2 separate regions of the Homo sapiens genome follow, and region 2 is linked to region 1. A link is an interaction called in ENCODE POLR2A ChIA-PET data of the cell type or tissue named here. Cell type or tissue: Panc1. All regions are shown on one strand. Each heading gives the region's core, and the rest is flanking DNA. Links, peaks and the distances in the headings are about the cores only.

Region 1 (8,788 bases), core at 2,678-5,177:
ATTTTAAGAAGATTTCTCCAGTCTTGGTGTTTGAGATGGACTGGATTGGTGAAAGAGACTAGAAAACCAGAGACCCTTTGGGGATTTACTGTAGTAATCCAGGTATGTAATGAGGAGGGCTTAGACTAGGATGCTACCAAGAAAGAGAGGGAAGAGGAGAATGAAGGTTTTTTGGGGGGCACCTATTCTGTGCTACTTTATATACACGTCAGTTCTCACAACAACCCTACAAGGAATGTATTCAGATTTCCATTTTTACAGACTTTTTAAAAAGTTCAGAGAGGTTAAGTGACTTGTTGAAAGTCACACAGCAAGTCTATGGCCATCCTGGGGCATAAACCTAGGTATTTCTGAGACCAGAAATCAGATGGAAGGAATAAATGTGTGAAATAATGTAATATAAGGCTCCTGGCCAGAGATCCTAATACCTTTGTTACTTTCTAAGGGATAGAAACCAAAAGGAGCATCTGGTGTTATCATATTTGCTTTTCGTTCCTAGTTCCTGAAATAGCTCCAGAAGGATTGAAAGGAGAATCTTCTGTTATTCATCACAAGCACCTTTGGCCCACACCCGAGTTTATGTTAATGAGGTGATTTAGGGAAGTCCCTAAGGATGAAGGCTGGGAGCTGGGGGAGCCAACCAAATGATTACAGGGTTGGAATTCTCAGCCACACCCTCCCAAAGGGTTGAGCCGGTCGCCAATGGTCAATGATTTAATCAATCAAGGCTCCATAGAAACCCTAACCTGAAGGGTTCTAAGTTGATGAACAAGAAGGCATCCACGTGCGGGGAGGGCGGCGTACCCTAAACTCCAAGGGGATGGAAGCTCTTGTGCTTGGGACCCTTCTGGACCTCATCCCGGGTATCTCTTCCCCTGGCTGTTCATTTGTACCTTTAAAATATCCTTTGTAGGCTGGACACGATGGCTCACACCTATAATCCCAGCACTTTGGGAGGCTGAGGAGGGCCAATCACTCGAAGTCAGGAATTCGAGACCAGCCTGGCTGACGTGGTGAAACCCCCATCTGTACTAAAAATACAAAAATTAGCCAGGTGTGGTGTCACACCTGTAATCCCAGCTACTTGGGAGGCTGAGGCAGGAGACTTGCTTGAACCCGGGAGACAGAGGTTGCAGTGAGCCGAGATCACGCCACTGCACTCCAGCCTGGGTAACAGAGCAAGACCTTGTCTCAAAAATAAATAAGTAAATAAATAAAATAGCCTTTGTAAAAAATCTGTAATAGGAAGTAAACTTTTCCTGGGTTCTTTGAGCTGTTCTAGTAAATAACTGAACCTGAAGAGGGGGATCGAGGGAACCTCTGATTTGTAGCCAAGTCAGATAGAGGTTTTGAGTAACCGCGGGCCCAGCCACTATCAATTGGCAACCGAGGTTGGGAGGAGTCTTGTGGGACTGAGCCCTTAACCTGTGGGGTCTCCACTAACTCCAGGCACTTCGTGTCAGAATCGAGTTTAATTGTAAGACACCTGGTCAGCATCCCCTGATGCTAATTGGAGCATTGTTTGATGTGGGAGAACTTCTTACAAATTTGGTGTCAGAAGCAAAGTATGGTAGAGAAACTACAGTGAGTGTGTAGAGAAAAATAGTTTGTTCTTTTTAGGAATGAAGAGCAAGGGACAGAATATCCTGAATGGAAATGGGGGATTTTTTTGTTTTTAATTTTATTCTTTTGAGAATGAGTCTCACTCTGTCACCAGGATGGAGTGCAGTGGTATGATCTCAACTCACTGCAACCTCCACATCTCAGGTTCAAGTGGTTCTCCAGCCTCAGCCTCCCAAGTAGCTGGGTCTACAGGCACAAGTCACCAATGCCTAGCTAATTTTTGTATTTTTGTGGAGATAGGGTTTCACCTTGTTGGCCAGGCTGGTCTCAAACTCCTGAGCTCAAAGCAATCCGCTTGCCTCAGCCTCCCAAGGTGCTGGCATTCCAGGTATGAGCCACTGCTCCCGGCCTAGAAATGGGGAATTTTAGAGAGTAAGTTAGTGTGGATGGTAAGTGGTAGAAAGATAATGGAAAATGGTTTCACTTTATTGAGTCTGGGATGATAGAATTGTCATGTGAACAGATGGAAATATTCGAACCAGGGGGTCAGAAAGGGAGATAAGGATTTGAGAGGCATCAGTAAAGAGGTGGCTCATGCCTGTAATCTCGGCACTTTGGGAGGCCAAGGCGGGAGGAACACTTGAGGCCAGGAGTTCGAGACCAGGCTGGCCAATTTGGTGAAACCCTTTCTCTACTAAAAAAATATATATATATCTATATATATAGATATATATATCTACTAAAAATATATATATATAAACATATATATCTCTACTAAAAAAAAAAATATATATATATATATATATATATATATATATATGAAAATTAGCTGGGTGTAGTGGTACGTGCCTGTGGTCCCAGCTACTTGGGAGGCTGAAGCAGGACAATTGCTTGAACCAGGGAGGTGGAGGTTGCGGTGAGCCAAGATTGTGGCACTGCACTCCAGCCTGGGCAACAGAGTGAGACTCTGTCTCAATAAATAAATAAAGTAGAGAGTGGTCGACTGAGTGGTCAAGGAGATGGAGACAGCAGGGGACTGGTCACATTTAGGAGTGCTTTACCGAAAAGATGGATGGCATTTAAGATTCCCTTCCCCGTTTCCTTCAGAAGATTTTTCTTAATTTCTGGTTTCTTGCTCTTTACTCCATTTCCCAAGGAAGGAAGGAAAGAGAGTTGGGGAGGCCACCAGAAATGTATAAGCTCTGGCAAAGCTCTTATTGGCTGGCGGCCAGGCTGAGGCGGGGCAGCCACTCTCCAGGCTTGGGTGGGCCTGCTGTGCCAGCCAGCTGGTCTCAGATGGTTAGTGCAGGGAGGGTGGGCTGACCCGAGGGGACACCATGCAAGGCAGAGGTGCCAGGCAGCATGTGCCCAAAGTCCATTTGTCTGGCAAGTAAGAGCTTTGTCCAGGGTTGGTAATGTTGCCGGCATTTAGCTTTTGGGCCTTTTTTTCTGGAGAGACTAGGATAGAGAGACAGCAGAACTGCCATGAACCAAACTCTCTCGTTTTTCCCTTTTGCAATGAATTGGTTTGTCTCCAGGCTGCTGTTACAACCACGTAATTGCAACCAGGTTACTTTCTTTCTTCTTATTTTTTTTTCAACCTCTAAATCTACTTTAAACTTTCTTTGTTTCTAATAGAGATGGGGTCTTCCTATGTTGTCCAGGCTGGTCTCAAACTCCTGGGCTCAAGTGATCCTCCTGCCTTGGCCTCACAAAGTGTTGGCATTACAGGCATGAGCCACTTCAACAAGCCCAGATTACTTTCTTGTCACATGTTGCAAAACAGACCCCAGGAGGATCTGAGAACACAGAATGTATCAAGCTGAGACACAGACAAGGACACAGTGGGGATACCCATGTGACTGATCCTAGCCAATAAGTGTGTTCCACTTCTCTGGTTTTCATGCTTGATTGGGTGGAAGTGGGAAGATATGTAACTCATACAGGACCAATCAGAGGCTTATTCAGGGTTTGAAACAGACACTGGGGAGAAAGGTGGCAAGGAGTACCGGGTAGCAGGAAAGAAGATATGCTAATTCCTGGAGCTGCTGCCAGTAGGAACAAGGCAAGTTTACATGCCTGCTGGGCACCATCTTTGCTACCACTTGGGAGAACATCCCCTATGAGAAGGAAGCCAAAAGAGAGGAAAACTGAGCCAGACAGTGAGGAGAGATAAATCGTGAGGAAGAGGGTGGGCGCGGTGGCTCACGCCTGTAATCCCAGCATTTTGGGAGGCTGAGGTGGGTGGATCACAGGTCAGGAGTTCAAGACCAGCCTGGCCAAGATGGTGAAACCCTGTCTCTACTAAAAATACAAAAAAAAAAAAAAAAAAAATTAGCTGGGCGTGGTGGCGAGGGCCTGTAATCCCAGCTACTCGGGAGGCTGGGGCAGAGAACTGCTTGAACCTGGGAGGCAGAGGTTGCAGTGAGCTGAGATTGCACCACTGCACTCCAGCCTGGATGACAGAGCGAGACTCCATCTCAAAAAATAAATAAATAAAATAAAATAAAATGTGAGGAAGAGAGAAAGGGAATGTCTGTCCCGATGGCCTTGAGCCCTTGGATCCAGTCATGACTTAAAGCCAGATCTAGTCCTCAACGTTTCCCTTTAATAAGCCAATACATTCCCCCTTTTTGCTCAAATCAGAGTTAAATTTCTAACATTTACAACAACAACAAAAAAAGCTCTCACAAATCATCTTAGTCAGCTCAGGCTGATATAATAAAATACCGGGCGGCTTAAACAACAGGCATTTATTTCTCCTGATTCTGGAGGCTGGGAAGTCCCAGATCAAAGTGCCAGCCAATTGCATTCCTGCTGAGGATTCTCTTCCTGGCCAGACTTGGCCGGGTGTGGTGGTTCATGCCTGTAATCCCAGCACTTTGGGAGGCCGAGGTGGGCGGATCACCTGAGGTCAGGAGTTCAAGACCAGCCTGGCCAACATGGTGAAACCCCATCTCTACTAAAAATACAAAATTTAGCTGGGCTTGGTTGTGGGCACCTGTAATCCTAGCTACTCAGGTGGCCGAGGCAGGAGAATCGCTTGAACCCGGGAGGTGGAGGTTGCAGTGAGCCGAGATTGCGCCATTGCCCTCCAGCCTGGGCGAAAGAGGGAGATTCTGTCTCAAAAAAAAAAAGAAAGGTTACTTCAGAAAGTATAGTGAGCTGAAATTGTGCCACTGCACTCCAGCCTGGGTGACAGAGTGAGACTCCATCTCAAAAATAAATAAATAAATAAAAGACTCTTTCTGGCTTGCAGACATCAGTCTTCTGTATCCTCACAGAAGTGTGCAGGTGGAGAGAGGCAGAGGGGAAGCAAGCTTTCTGATGTCTCTTCTTATAAGGGCCACACCCTCAAGACTTCCTCTAAACCGGATCGCTTCCCAAAGACTCCATCTCCAGATACTAACACATTTGGGGGTTAGGGCTTTGTTTTGCAGCAGAGTGAGAGATCACCTCCAACCTCATGTGCCTCTTATGTGGGCTCTCAGCTATATCTAGAGACCAAATTGACACAAGGCAGAGTAGCAAGATAAAAGCATATAAGCTTTATTAGTTTTCCATGTACACAGGGATCTTCACAAGAGTGAAGTCTGAAGAAGTGGCCAAAGTAAGATGCATTTATACTTTTTCGACAAAGAACAATACATTTGAGAAGAAATAACAGGGCAAAAGGGATCTGGTTACGGGCAGTAAATTTCTAAGGGAGTCACCGGGAGATGTATGGGAGGGTATACAACCAGCAGAATAGAAAGGTCATTTCGGGCGCCAGGTGCAGTGGCTCATACCTGTAATCCCAGCACTCTGGCAGGCCGAGGCAGGCGGATCATCTGAGGTCAGGAGTTTGAGACCAGCCTGGCCAAAATGGTGAAACCCCATCTCTACTAAAAGTACAAAAATTAGCCAGGCCTGTTGGTGCATGCCTGTAATCCCAGCTACGCGGGAGGCTGAGGCAGGAGAATCTCTTAAACCCGGGAGGCAGAGGTTGCAGTGAGCCGAGATTGTGCCATTGCACTCCAGCCTGGGTGAGACAGATTCTGTCTCAAAAAAAAAAAAAAAGGAAAAGAAAATAAAGGTTACTTCATGAAGTATAGTTGTTCAGGTCCACTGCACTGCAGCCCCCAACTTCCAGTCTCTGGTGATAAGGGATATTTTCACCCCCCTGATAAGGGGAGTGTACCCCTCCCAGAGGAATCCTTATGGCTTGCTGCATGCAGGAAGAGACAGGTCAGCTCACCCTTTCTGAAACCACATTTTCTCCAAAGTTTTCTTTTTTTTTCTTTTTTTTTTTTTCTTGAGACAGTCTCACTCTGTTGCCCAGGCTGGAGTGCAGTGGCATGATCTTGGCTCACTGCAACCTCCGCCTGCTGGGTTCAAGTGGTTCTCCTGCCTCAGCCTCCAGAATAGCTGGGATTACAGGTGCATGCCACCATGCCCAGCTAATTTTTGTATTTTTTAGTAGAGACGGGGTTTCACCATGTTGGCCAGGCTGGTCTCCAACTCCTGAGCTCAGGTGATCCACCTGCCTTGGCCTCCCAAAGTGCTGGGATTACAGGTGTCTTTTTTTGTTGTTGTTAATATAGAGAAAGGGTTTCACTTTGTTGCCCAGGCTGGCCTCGAACTCCTGAGCTCAAGTGATCCTCCTGCCTTTGTCTCCCAAAGCGCTGGGATTACAGGCACTCACGCCTGGCCCCTCCAATGTTTTCAACGAAATAATCAACATACCAATTTGGCATATTTTGGGATGGCACATACTTCACTCCTTCAGCTTCAACCTAGGAATTTTTAGAGGACACAATTCAGTCCACAGCACCAATACACCGACCTGATCCTAAAAATGTTTATAACTTTCTTAACACTTAGGGCATCCTCATTTCAAGTAACAGAAAACACACTTCAAATAGCTTTTAAAATAAATTAGACAGGGGTGGTGGTATATGCTTGTAGTCCCAGCTACTTGGGAGGCTGAGGTGATTGGTTAAAGCCAGTGAGGGCCCATCCCTGGAGCTGGGATGAAGTCAGTACTTTCTAAACCACAAGGTTGGAAGTTCAGGATATTGTCAGGAATGGGTTATGGAGTCTAGGAAGACAAAACTGAATGTCCACTATACCATTTGATTAGATTTAATTCCACTGCTAAGAGTTTATCTAATGGAATAATTAGAGGAAGAATAAGAGGCAAGTTTATTGCACCCCAGCCAAAGTAGTATATTTACCACTTCTGTGTAAGTTAGGGGTTGCCTTTGACTGGCAATTAACAGAAAAGTTGCTTAAACAAATACAGATTTATTTTTCTTGCACAACAGGAAGTCTAGAAGATGGTGTTTGTTCCACAAATCAGTGATGCCTTGGGTACCCTGTTCTTTTTTTTTTTTTTTTTTTTTTTGAGACAGAGTCTTGCTGCGTCGCCCAGGCTAGAGTGCAGTAGTGTGATCTTGGCTCACTGCAACCTCCATCTCCCGGTTCAAGCAATTTTCCTTGCCTCAGTCTCCCGAGTAGCTGGGATTACAGGCGCCTACCACCACACCCGGCTAATTTTTGAATTTTTTAGGAGAGACAGGGTTTCCCCATGTTGGCCAGGCTGGTCTTAAACTCTTGACCTCAGGTGATCCATCTGCCTCGGCCTCCCAAAGTGCTGGGATTACAGGTGTGAGCCACCACGCCCGGCCAGTACCCCTGTTCTTTGCCTTCTTGCCTCATCAACCTTAGTATTTCGGTTTGTATTCTTAGGGTCCCAAGACAATATGTGCACCTTCAGACGTTGCGTCTGCATTCAAGACAGGGAGAAAGGAGGAAGAGCCCGGCTAGTACCAACCTTATCTGTTTTCTTTTATGAGGAAAGAAAACCTTTTTCTGAGACAGGCACAGTGGCTCATGCCTGTAATCCCAGCACTTTGGGAGGCCGAGGTGGGCGGATCACCTGAGATCAGGAGTTCAAGACCAGCCTGGCCAATACGGTGAAACCCCGTCTCTACTAAAAATACAAAAAATTAGCTGCGCGTGGTGGCAGGCGTCTGTAATTCCAGCTACTTGGGAGGCTGAGGCAGGAGAATTGCTTGAACCTGGGAGGTGGAGGTTGCAGTGAGTCGAGATCGTGCCATTGCACTCCAGCCTGGGTGACAAGAGTGAAACTCTCTCTCAAAAAAAAAAAAAAAAAGAGAGAGAGAAAAGAAAACCTTTTTCCAGAAGTTCCCACAGTAGTTCTCTGCTTAGGTCCTGTGGATCACTCTTAGTTGCAATGAAGGCAGGGAACCCTGGAGGCTGGATTGTCCTGATAGGGCTTAGACTACTCATGGTCCATCGCCTGGGGGTTCTGGTAGTCAAGAGGAAGGGGACATGCATGTTAGGTGGCCACCCATAATTTCACCAAAAAAAATGTGTGTGGGTTTTTTTGTTTTTTGTTTGTTTTTGAGACAAGGTCTCACTCTGTCACCCAGGCTGGAGTGCAATGTCACAGTCACAGCTCACTGTAGCATCCACCTCCCAGGCTCAGGTGATCCTCCTGCCTCAGCCTTCCAAGTAGCTGGGGCCACAGCCATATGCCACCACACCTGGTTAAATTTTATTTTGTTTCTTTCGTAGAAACCGGATCTTGCTTTGTTGCCCAGGCTGGTCTCAAACTCTTGGGCTTAAGCGATCTGCCCACCTCGGCCTCGCAAAATGCTGAGATTACAAGCATGAGCCATGGTACCTGGTATAAACACACCCAACCTTCCCACTTTTACCTACTTGCTCAAGTTATTGCCACTTGTCTAAAACTTGCTCTTCTCTATCTCTGCTTGTCCAAGTCCTATCTACCCTTCAAAATCCTTTTCCAATGTCCTGGATCCCCAGTGGGATATGAAGACTTCTTCTGCCTCTCCCAGCACCTTGTAACCTTGACTCTGCCTTTTACATTCTGTCCTGTGTGTGGTCATTTGCACAAGGCAGCGTTGTGCTGTGGCGCAGCTTTGGCCATAGACCACCTTTGGTTCAGCCACTTTGCAGGTGCACCATTGATAGGTCACTTACCCTTTCTAGGGTCTCAATTTCCCCATTTATAAAATGAGGGTACTATTAGATCCTGCTTTAGAGAGTTGTTGTGGGGATTAAGTAGGATAATTTGTGTAAACTACTTAGCCTGGTGCCTGATGTATAGCCAGCACTTGCTGACTGTTAGCCATCCTGGTTATTATGGTCATTACTGCTCTCTTCGCCCCGTCACCTCCCTCACAGTCTCTGCCTT
Region 2 (8,788 bases), core at 3,384-5,883, 370 kb after region 1:
GGTAAGGGTTGGATATGAATTTAGGAGTCATTCACACATAGATGGTTAAAGCCAGAGGCTTTAGGCCCTGGAGGAGGTGAACCTGCCCTTTTTGGTGCTTATATTCCAATAAGGGAGATGGAAAATGAAGAAATAAGACAATTTTACGGAGTGGTTAAGTTTTATGAAGAAAATATAGCAAGACGAGCATAGAGAGAAACAGGGTGGGTTTGAGAGTTGTGACAACCATTTTTGGATAGGATAATCGGGTAAGGTCTCACATTTGGTCAGAGACTAGGCAAAGATCCAGGGGAAAGAGCATTCCAGGCACAAGAAACAAGTGTTAACAGCCTTGAGGGGGCATGAGCTTGGTGTAACTAAGAAAAAGGAACGGGCTGGCGTGATGGCTCATGACTGTAATCCAGCACTTAGGGGGAGGCCAAAGTGGGAGGATCGCTGGAGGCCAGGAGTTTGAGACCAGCCTAAGCAAAACTGCAAGATCCTGTCTCTACAAAAAAAAAAAAAAAAATTCTTTTTTAATTAGCCGGTCATGGTGGTGCATGCCTGTAGTCCCAGCTACTTGGGAGGCTGGGACAGGAGGATCACTTGAGCCCAGGACTTGGGGGCTGCTATGAGCTATGACTGTGCCACTGCACTCCAGCCTGGACAACAGAGTAAGACCCTAGTATACAGCAAACAAAGGAGGGCCTGGGTTTGAGCACTGATGCAACCCAACATTTCCTGGCTAGGTAAGAGGATGAAAGTATGAGAGATACAGGAGACAGAGGAACGCATCAGAAGACAGAAGGAAATCTAGGATTTGTGGTCTCAACAGGCAAATGGTCATGTCCACTGGACTTAGGGAGATTGTTAGTGACCTTCAAGAAAGCTCTTTTAGTGAAATGATAGGGGTAGAAACCAGATTGGAAGACTGTAAGGGGAAGGGAGAACATTTCTGGAGAGTAAAAATGTGGCAGCAGTTGGTAAGGCAGCAGCTGGAATATGATCTTTATCATGGGATGGACTTGAGCATGTGGAGGGAGCGAGGGCCCCAGTGAACACATGGAGAGAGAATGGGTAACGGAGGTAAAAGTTACCAGAAAGCAAGAAAGGAAGGATCCTGAGCAACGAAGGAACCAGAAAAAGAAGGGAGACAGATCTTTCTCATAGTGTGGAAGCAGGAATTTGAGGGCATTTTTCTGATATCTCTAATTTTATCTGTGTACTAGTAGGCAAAGTCTTCAGTTGAGAGAGAAAGGGGGTTAAGATTTGAAATCAGAAAAGGTCTTAAATTGGGAAGGGTAGCTGCACATGGTGGCTCACTTTTGTAATCCCAGCACTTTGGGAGGCTTAGGCAGGAGGATAAGGCCAGCCTGGGCAACACAGTGAGACCTCATCTCTACAAAAAATTAGTCAGGTGTGGTGGCACACACCTGTAATCCTAGCTACTCCAGGGGTTGAGGCAGGAGGATCACTTGAACCCAGAAGGTCGAGGTTACAGTGAGCTATGATCACACCACTACACTCTAGCGTGGGCAACACAGACCTTGCCTCTAAAAAAACCACATAATTGGGAAAGAAGTGGTAGAGTGAGCTGATTAGAGGAACACAGGTAGCCTGCTGGACAGTGTCAAGGTCTCACTAGGGGGTACGTTACAGTGGATTTACAGGAGTCCTCATATGCCCTGTAGTGACTTTTTTTTCCAGCAATGCTGGGCTGCTTTTGGGTGCTGGGGGACAGAGTTTTTCCAAAGTGGGAATGTGGTCAGACAGGTGTCAAGAAAACAGAGCGGCAGGTAAAGTATGGGTATTAGCAAGCGTGTTACTGAAATTACAGGCTACAGAATCTAAACCGGATTAGGCGGGTATGGTTGATGAAGTCAACATAGCCAGAGGAGTGGGATCCAGTTGGAAGGAGAGGAGGTCATGGTCCAGGATGCTAAAATTAGTGACTCTGGTGGGGAGCAGTTTTGGGTGAGCATGGGTATGTGTGACTGGGGTGGGCTGGAGGAAGGGTTGAGAAGCCCAGGTTATAGGTGGATTTTCCATGTGGACACTAAACTCACCCAAGGTGATGGAAGGACACATCTCTGGTGAGGAAAACTGGGTCAGACGTTAAGGTCTAAACAATCACCTTTAATTCTACAATATATTACTCCTTAGCCATTTACACATTTTTAAAATAATTCAAATTTAAAACAAAGCCTTTGGTAACAAAGGTCTTTACAGTCTCTGCAGTGATCTGTATTCCTCAATAAGAGCACCTACCTGTGACAGGCAGGCCCTCCGTGTTTTTGAACATCTGGTGCGTCTCTTCTTACCCGTTTTTCAAGGTTTACTTCTTTTGTGGTGACAGACGGGATGGCTCTACCACTTTGTACAACAGGCCTTAAGATCTTTTTCTCAGAAATCCAGGGATTTTTCAGCAGACGCAATTGGGTGTCACTTTATTTTTTTAGACGGAGTCTCGCTTTGTTGCCCAGGCTGAAGTGCAATGGTGCGATCTCACCTAACTGCAATCTCTGCCTCCCGGGTTCAAGTGATTCTCCTGTCTCAGGCTCCCAAGTATCTGGGATTACAGGCACGCACCACCACACTCGGCTAATTTTTGTATTTTTAGTGGAGATGGGTTTTCACCATGTTGGCCTGTCTGGTCTCGAACTCCGGACCTCCAGTGATCTGCCCACCTTGGCCTCCCAAAATACTAGGATTACAGGCATGAGCCACTGCGCCCGGCCTTGGTATAACTTTTGAATCCAATCTGGTCTCCTATTTTGGTTTCACCCGTGACAATGAGTTTCAGTTAACAGAATGCATATACATCACATGCTTAGAATAGTGCTCAGCTTATAGTAAGCACTCAATCAATGCAAACTTCTATTGGCTACTTAAATTATTCTGAGCCGGATGGGCACAGTGGCTCATGCCTGTAATCCCAGCACTTTGGGAGGCTGAGGTGAGCGGATCACCTGAGATCAGGAGTTCGAAACCAGCTTGGCCAACATGGTGAAACCCTGTCTCTACTAAAAATACAAAAATTAGCCGGGTGTGGTGGCGCGTGTCTGTAGTCCCAGCTACTCAGGAGGCTGAGGCAGGAGAATCGCTTGAACCCAGAGGCAGAGGTTGTGGTAAGCTGAGATCACGCCACTGCACTCCAGCCTGGGCGACAGAGTGAGACTCCGTCTCAAAAAAACAAAAACAAAAATAAATAAAAATAAAAATAAAAATAAGAAATTCTGAGCCTCAGCTTCCTAATGATCTTTCTCACAGCATTCTGAGAATAAAATCAGATACAAAAGCATCTGGAAATGAGTAAGTATTAGTTCCTGTCCATTCTTCCTCTTTACCATTCTAGAGGTGTTTCACAATTACATATCTCACAAGTCTCTATTTTAGCAGCTAACCATAAATACATCGGAGATGGGGAAAATCTAGCCTAATGGTTGCGGTTATCATGCTCCTCAGCAGTGTTGCGGCACCCGAAGCAGGGCAGACGGGCACTCAGCATGGCATTTTCTGGACAAAGCTAACTCGCTGGTTATCATCCCTGGGCACTGCAGCAGTGGGATGCAGCAGAACTCTAGGCAGGCCTCTTCTCTCTTCTCGTGTTCTCATTCCAAGTGCAAATTATGATTAAACAAGGCAACAGCCAAAGGTAGAAGGAGAACATTAATTTCTCTTAGAGAATTTGAACCCTGCACTGTGGCAGCAGAACTCTAGGCAGGCCTCTTCTCTCTTCTCGTGTTCTCATTCCAAGTGCAAATTATGATTAAACAAGACAACAGCCAAAGGTAGAAGGAGAACATTAATTTCTCTTAGAGAATTTGAACCCTGCACTGTGGCAGACCATGTTCAGCATTGGGGCAGGCGGTGAGCAGCACAAACCAACCAGCCAACCCAACAACCCTAACAAAAACATGACAAGACAAGGTAGACAGAGTTGCGGCCCAAATTCAAATGTTGAATTTCTGACAGCTTTTACATGTGGAGCAGGGAGAGAAGAATAAGAAAAAATATATAAACATTCAACAAATGAGCAAATTAAACTGGCAGAATAAAACAGGAAACCACAATAGTAAATGCTTAGCAGCCAAACACATTTATTAGTCTTTTTTCTTTTTTTTCCAGGAACCCAAAAATATTTTGTAGTTATAATGTAAGCAACTGAGTTGCACATAATACAATCATATCTTTCCAAAATAAAATAAAATAAAAAAACTAAACAAAAACAAAAATAAGCTGTTTAAAAGCCCAAAAAAAACCCTTCAGAAAACTCTTATATATGCATTACATCATCTCTCAGTTTTAATGAAATGACGACGACTTAATTCCTTATTACTCAACCTGTCACAATCCAATAAAACACCACCCTTTAGTTTTTTTTGTTTTTGATACTTTTTTTTTTTTTTTTGAAATCCAGCATGAGAAATACAGTACCTGCTATGGCAAAAAATACACATAAAATGCAACTTTTCAGCTTATTTGTACATTAGTAGAGTTTAACATTTTATTGTTTGTTTTTTTAAGTGAACCAGTGATTTTAAGTACCACTATACTAAAAAGGAAAATAAAATATAGAAAAGGGGGCCCAGCCTGCCATGCAAGTGCACCTCTAAAGTGCCTAGTTTCTGTGTCCATGTAAAACCAGTAATATGAGGAGCAATTTCAACATATGGGAGTTTGATTAAACCTCTATGCTAAAAAAAAAAAAAAAAAAAAAAAAAAAGACAATGCCACATCCTCCCTTTTCTCCCCCAGGCGTCCTTAAATCCCATTATCTACTTCCTCTATTGCCCATCAAAGAGAGAAAAGAAAGCCACCAAAATAATATCGTAAAAGCAACTTCAAGTATAAGAAAAAAAAAACACTTAAAGGTAACTTGCAGAGAGCATCAATATGTGCAGCTGATTAGTCATTTTTACAGGTTTTGTTTCTGCTGACAGTGTTTCAGATGAGAGGATTTTTGCTGTACCTTCCTGTTACCTGTTTGTGTGCAAAGTTGGAAAGCTGCCTTTTAAAAAATCCAGCCTCTTTTTGATGCCCTTTTCTGCACCTTCTGTCTAAAGGGGGCAAAGAGAGACGTGGAGGGAGGAGGAGAGGAGGAAGGAAGCCACAAGTCACAAATAATTAAAATGGTACTTCTCTACCTATCCTCCTCTGCTACGCCCCCCAGGTCCTCCTGCGTCTCTGTGAAGTGACTCCCATTATTCACTGTTTCCTGATTTGGTAGGATGTATTTTACTATGTAAACATAGCCCCCTAGGATTATGGAACCCAAAGCAGCATTTATATCTCCATCTAAATGGAGACAGATAAAATAGTCCAGAAACCTCTCCTCAGGTTGCTTTTGTTGTCTGTTTTTTGGTTACGCAGAACAGGGATGAGGTGGGTGGCGGGGAGGGCATAGAATGTGAAGTTATAAGCACATAGTGGAGAGTTAGGAGTGGGAACAGTTGAGCTGTTGTATCTGCTTTTTATTTTTTTCCTCCCAGAAGGGTTTTTTGTTTTTTTAAAACCTGTTAAAAATGTTCCTGCACCTTAAGTCATACTGAGATTAAGGCCAAGGGTGCAGAATCTTGTGCACGTGTCTCTGTGAGCACATTCACGGTGCATGCACCATTTTTGATGTCTTCTGTGAGATCACTGCATACACTTTGGTCACTGGTGTGTGCAAAGGGTGGTGGTGGGGGGAGTGTCCCAGGAAAGAAGTGCAGAGATCAGCAAAGCCCTTTGGGAGCATTGTACAAGAGATACAAGGGCAGGCAGAACCCATGAGGGATCAGAGACTGATAGAAAAAGGGCCTCCAGATAAACAAAATAAATAAAATTCCAAGGTGAACAGTGCCCAAATCAGAAGGTGGGTGGATAATATGCATGCACTTATAATCAAGCTTCTTCCTTCAAAGGAAGTCGTCACTATACAAGATCAGTGAGATCCAACTGAAAAGGGCTTCTTGACTAGTAAAGGGTTTATCTTAAAGATGGGGGCGAAGGGGGTGTCTGCAAAGAAGCAATTCAAAATGATCCATTCCAACCCTGCTTCATGGGTGCCCAAATCTAGGCAAGCAATAGCTGACAGATCCACATGAGCAGCATTTGTTAAAAGCATTTCCCTCTACTTAATGTCGCTTCGAGCTCATGGAGGGGGTAATGGAAGAGGTGAGGATGCACATGGCTTTCAGGGTGGTTTGCACATCTCCTTACACAAGTTTCCTCCCAAGTAAGAAATCAGTACATTTCCAGAGCATAACAAAGTGACAAGGCTATGGATTCTACAGTGCAAACCAAAATGCCAGGGACTACATCCTTCTGTGAACTACAAAATGATACTGAGTTACTCAAGGGGTGTGTATGTGTGTGTCTGAACCAAGAAAGGTTGAGAGCTCCAGGTATTGTGTGGAGAACATTCTGGAGTCCCTGCAGGGGATGGATCTGCTGGAAGAGAGAAATTCAGACACTTCTTACCCTGGCACTAGATTGCTGGAAGAGATGGCAGCTATTTAAGACAGGGTTTTTGTGTGTGTGTGTGTCTTTTGTTTATTTTATGTTTTTGAGTCGAAGTCTTGCTCTGTTGCCCACACTGGAGTGCAGTGGTGCAATCTCGGCTCACCGCAACCTCCGTCTCCCGGGTTCAAGCAATTCTCCTGCCTTAGCCTCCCGAGCAGCTGGGACCACAGGCGCGCGCCACTGCGTCCGGCTAATTTTTTAGTAGAGACGGGGTTTCACCATGTTGGCCAGGCTGGTCTTAAACTCCTGACCTCAGATGATCTGCCTGCCTCAGCCTCCCAAAGTGCTGGGATTACTGGTGTGAGCCACCGCGCCCAGCCAAGACAGGGTTTACATACTGGTCTGCTGTCACTGTGTGGGAGGCAATGGAGATAACACCCCTCCAACACAAATGCAAACCGGCTCCCCCGACCTCCTCTGCTCTTTCTTCTTAAACATGAAAGAGTAAAGATCTGAAACTTCTGATGGCTTAAAAACAAAAACCAAAAAAATACAAAAGAAGAAAACATATTTTAGGGTTACTTTCACAGCAAAGAAAATGTTTTTTAAAGTTATCCTGCTATTTACATGTTCATATTTTAAAAAGGATAATCCACTGATGTCAGAAAGGAGAGAGGAGTTAAGGGTTTACATTGCAGGGGGAAATGTACCTCGAGGTATTATTTTGTGTGAGACAGTTGAAACGTCAGGATTTTATTTTTTTGTTGTTTTTTTTGTTTAAAGGCAATCTAACAGATTGGAACCCTGATAAGATCATGCCTGTGCAGCCCTGCACAGGCACGAGGAGACTGTGATCAAGTCTGTTACTCGTTACAGTACTGTGAACGTCAACAAGAAGAATTGCTGCATGGAAAACACTGAATATAGGCAGAACAATCTCTCGCTTACGATACTGTGTGTTGCAAATAATGCCTAGACCAGAGCAATGCAGGCGCTATGATTCATCACAGGCAAGATCAACAAAGGAATTGTTAGGACAAAGAAGAGGCTGCATGCAGACCTCCCCTGTCAAAACACCTCGCAGCTCATTGGCTTCATACAGCCTGCCAAATGCAAGGGAAGCAGAGAGAGGGATGGTGGGTAGGAAGAGAAAACTTTTTTGCCTGACAAGCAACAGCCCTCTTCCCCACAAAGCAGGACAGTTCCTTATAACTAAGAGTAAGTTCACTTAAACATGATTAAAAAGGAAGAAAGAAATATTAAAAAGGAGAGAGGAGGCGGAGTTTTTCAAAATCGACCTAAAGATTAACTTTCAGGTCAGCACGAGTGAAGCGTGGTTTCCTGAGCTTGAAGGGCTCTGAATTCAGGAAAGGATGAGTACTTTTTCCAGAGAACACTGGAGCCTGTGGAGTTCCATTGCTGCACTGGATTAACACTGCACGGCTAGGATCAAGAATCCTGAACCACATTGGTTGACAGGAACTGCAGGCCCCCTGGAATTTACCTGGCCATCAGACCTGCCAGCAACAGTGGCAAGAGGACTCAGAGGTCTCTATCTCACTGTGCTGACCTTACCACATTCGTCTCTCACTCCCCTTCCCCTCCAGGACACGGGGACACCATGGACACAGAAACTGAAGAACAAGGATGCAACGCTACTCCCTTCCCCTTTCTGCCCTCTCCTCCCCACCCCCTTTGCAGAATGCATAGTTACAATTCACCTTACAACATAAAGAAGCGACGATGACCACATGTGGGACTTTTTTTTTTGAAAAAAAAAAAAAAAAAAAAAAAAATCCAACAACCTCTTCTTAAATTCAGTATCAAAATTCACATTTGCATAATAATACATTTCAAGGCCATGAGAGAGGAATGAGAGCAAAGCGCAGAAGCAGCATCTCTCCTCCCTGTGTCTTCCTGAATGAAGCTGAAGGAATCGAGTGGGAGGGACTGTTCTCCTCTTTGGGGGAGCTCTGAGGAATCATGGAAATGGCCCTTAGCATTTGCTTGATATTTCTTTAGAAGATAGGAGTGGGGAGAAGAGGTGAAATTGTTTAAAACATAAAAACAAATAAAGACACTGCAGATTTCTGTGTTCAACTATAATAGCTCTGAAGAAATAAAATATGATTTCAGATTTTTCTCTTTTCTTTCTCAAACACTTCAATCTTAACTCTTCAAAACCCCTTTTCCTTGTGTGTAATACCCTGTTTGCATCAACAGCAACGTGATGTGACGCCCATGTGGGAATGTAATGGCCGCCTCAGGACACAGACTCAAAGGGTAAAAGCGTGCTGCCCGCTCTGCACACGGCAGAAGCTGGAAAATGCCTTGTTTACATGCATGAATGTGTCACAAGTAT

What was found. Peaks named below come from ENCODE experiments on the same cell type or tissue, not always from the same donor. Only the 100,000 strongest peaks of a DNase experiment are listed, where the experiment ranks them.
Region 2: POLR2A ChIA-PET joins it to region 1 with 14 read pairs; 2 of 35 experiments call an interaction of 5 or more read pairs at or near these places.

What each region holds. Positions count from the first base shown.
Region 1 is chr22:40,697,976-40,706,763 of GRCh38, reverse strand. No RefSeq gene overlaps it. Among named protein-coding and RNA genes, the nearest start is that of MCHR1, 23 kb to the right of the region's middle. In Panc1, for the core only: no CTCF peak of the experiment used is centred there; no DNase peak of the experiment used is centred there; H3K27ac peaks cover 306 bases.
Region 2 is chr22:40,331,080-40,339,867 of GRCh38, reverse strand. It overlaps TNRC6B (trinucleotide repeat containing adaptor 6B), which reads right to left. Exons shown (of 23, transcript NM_001162501.2): 23 at 4,060-8,788. Among named protein-coding and RNA genes, the nearest start is that of ADSL, 11 kb to the left of the region's middle. In Panc1, for the core only: no CTCF peak of the experiment used is centred there; no DNase peak of the experiment used is centred there.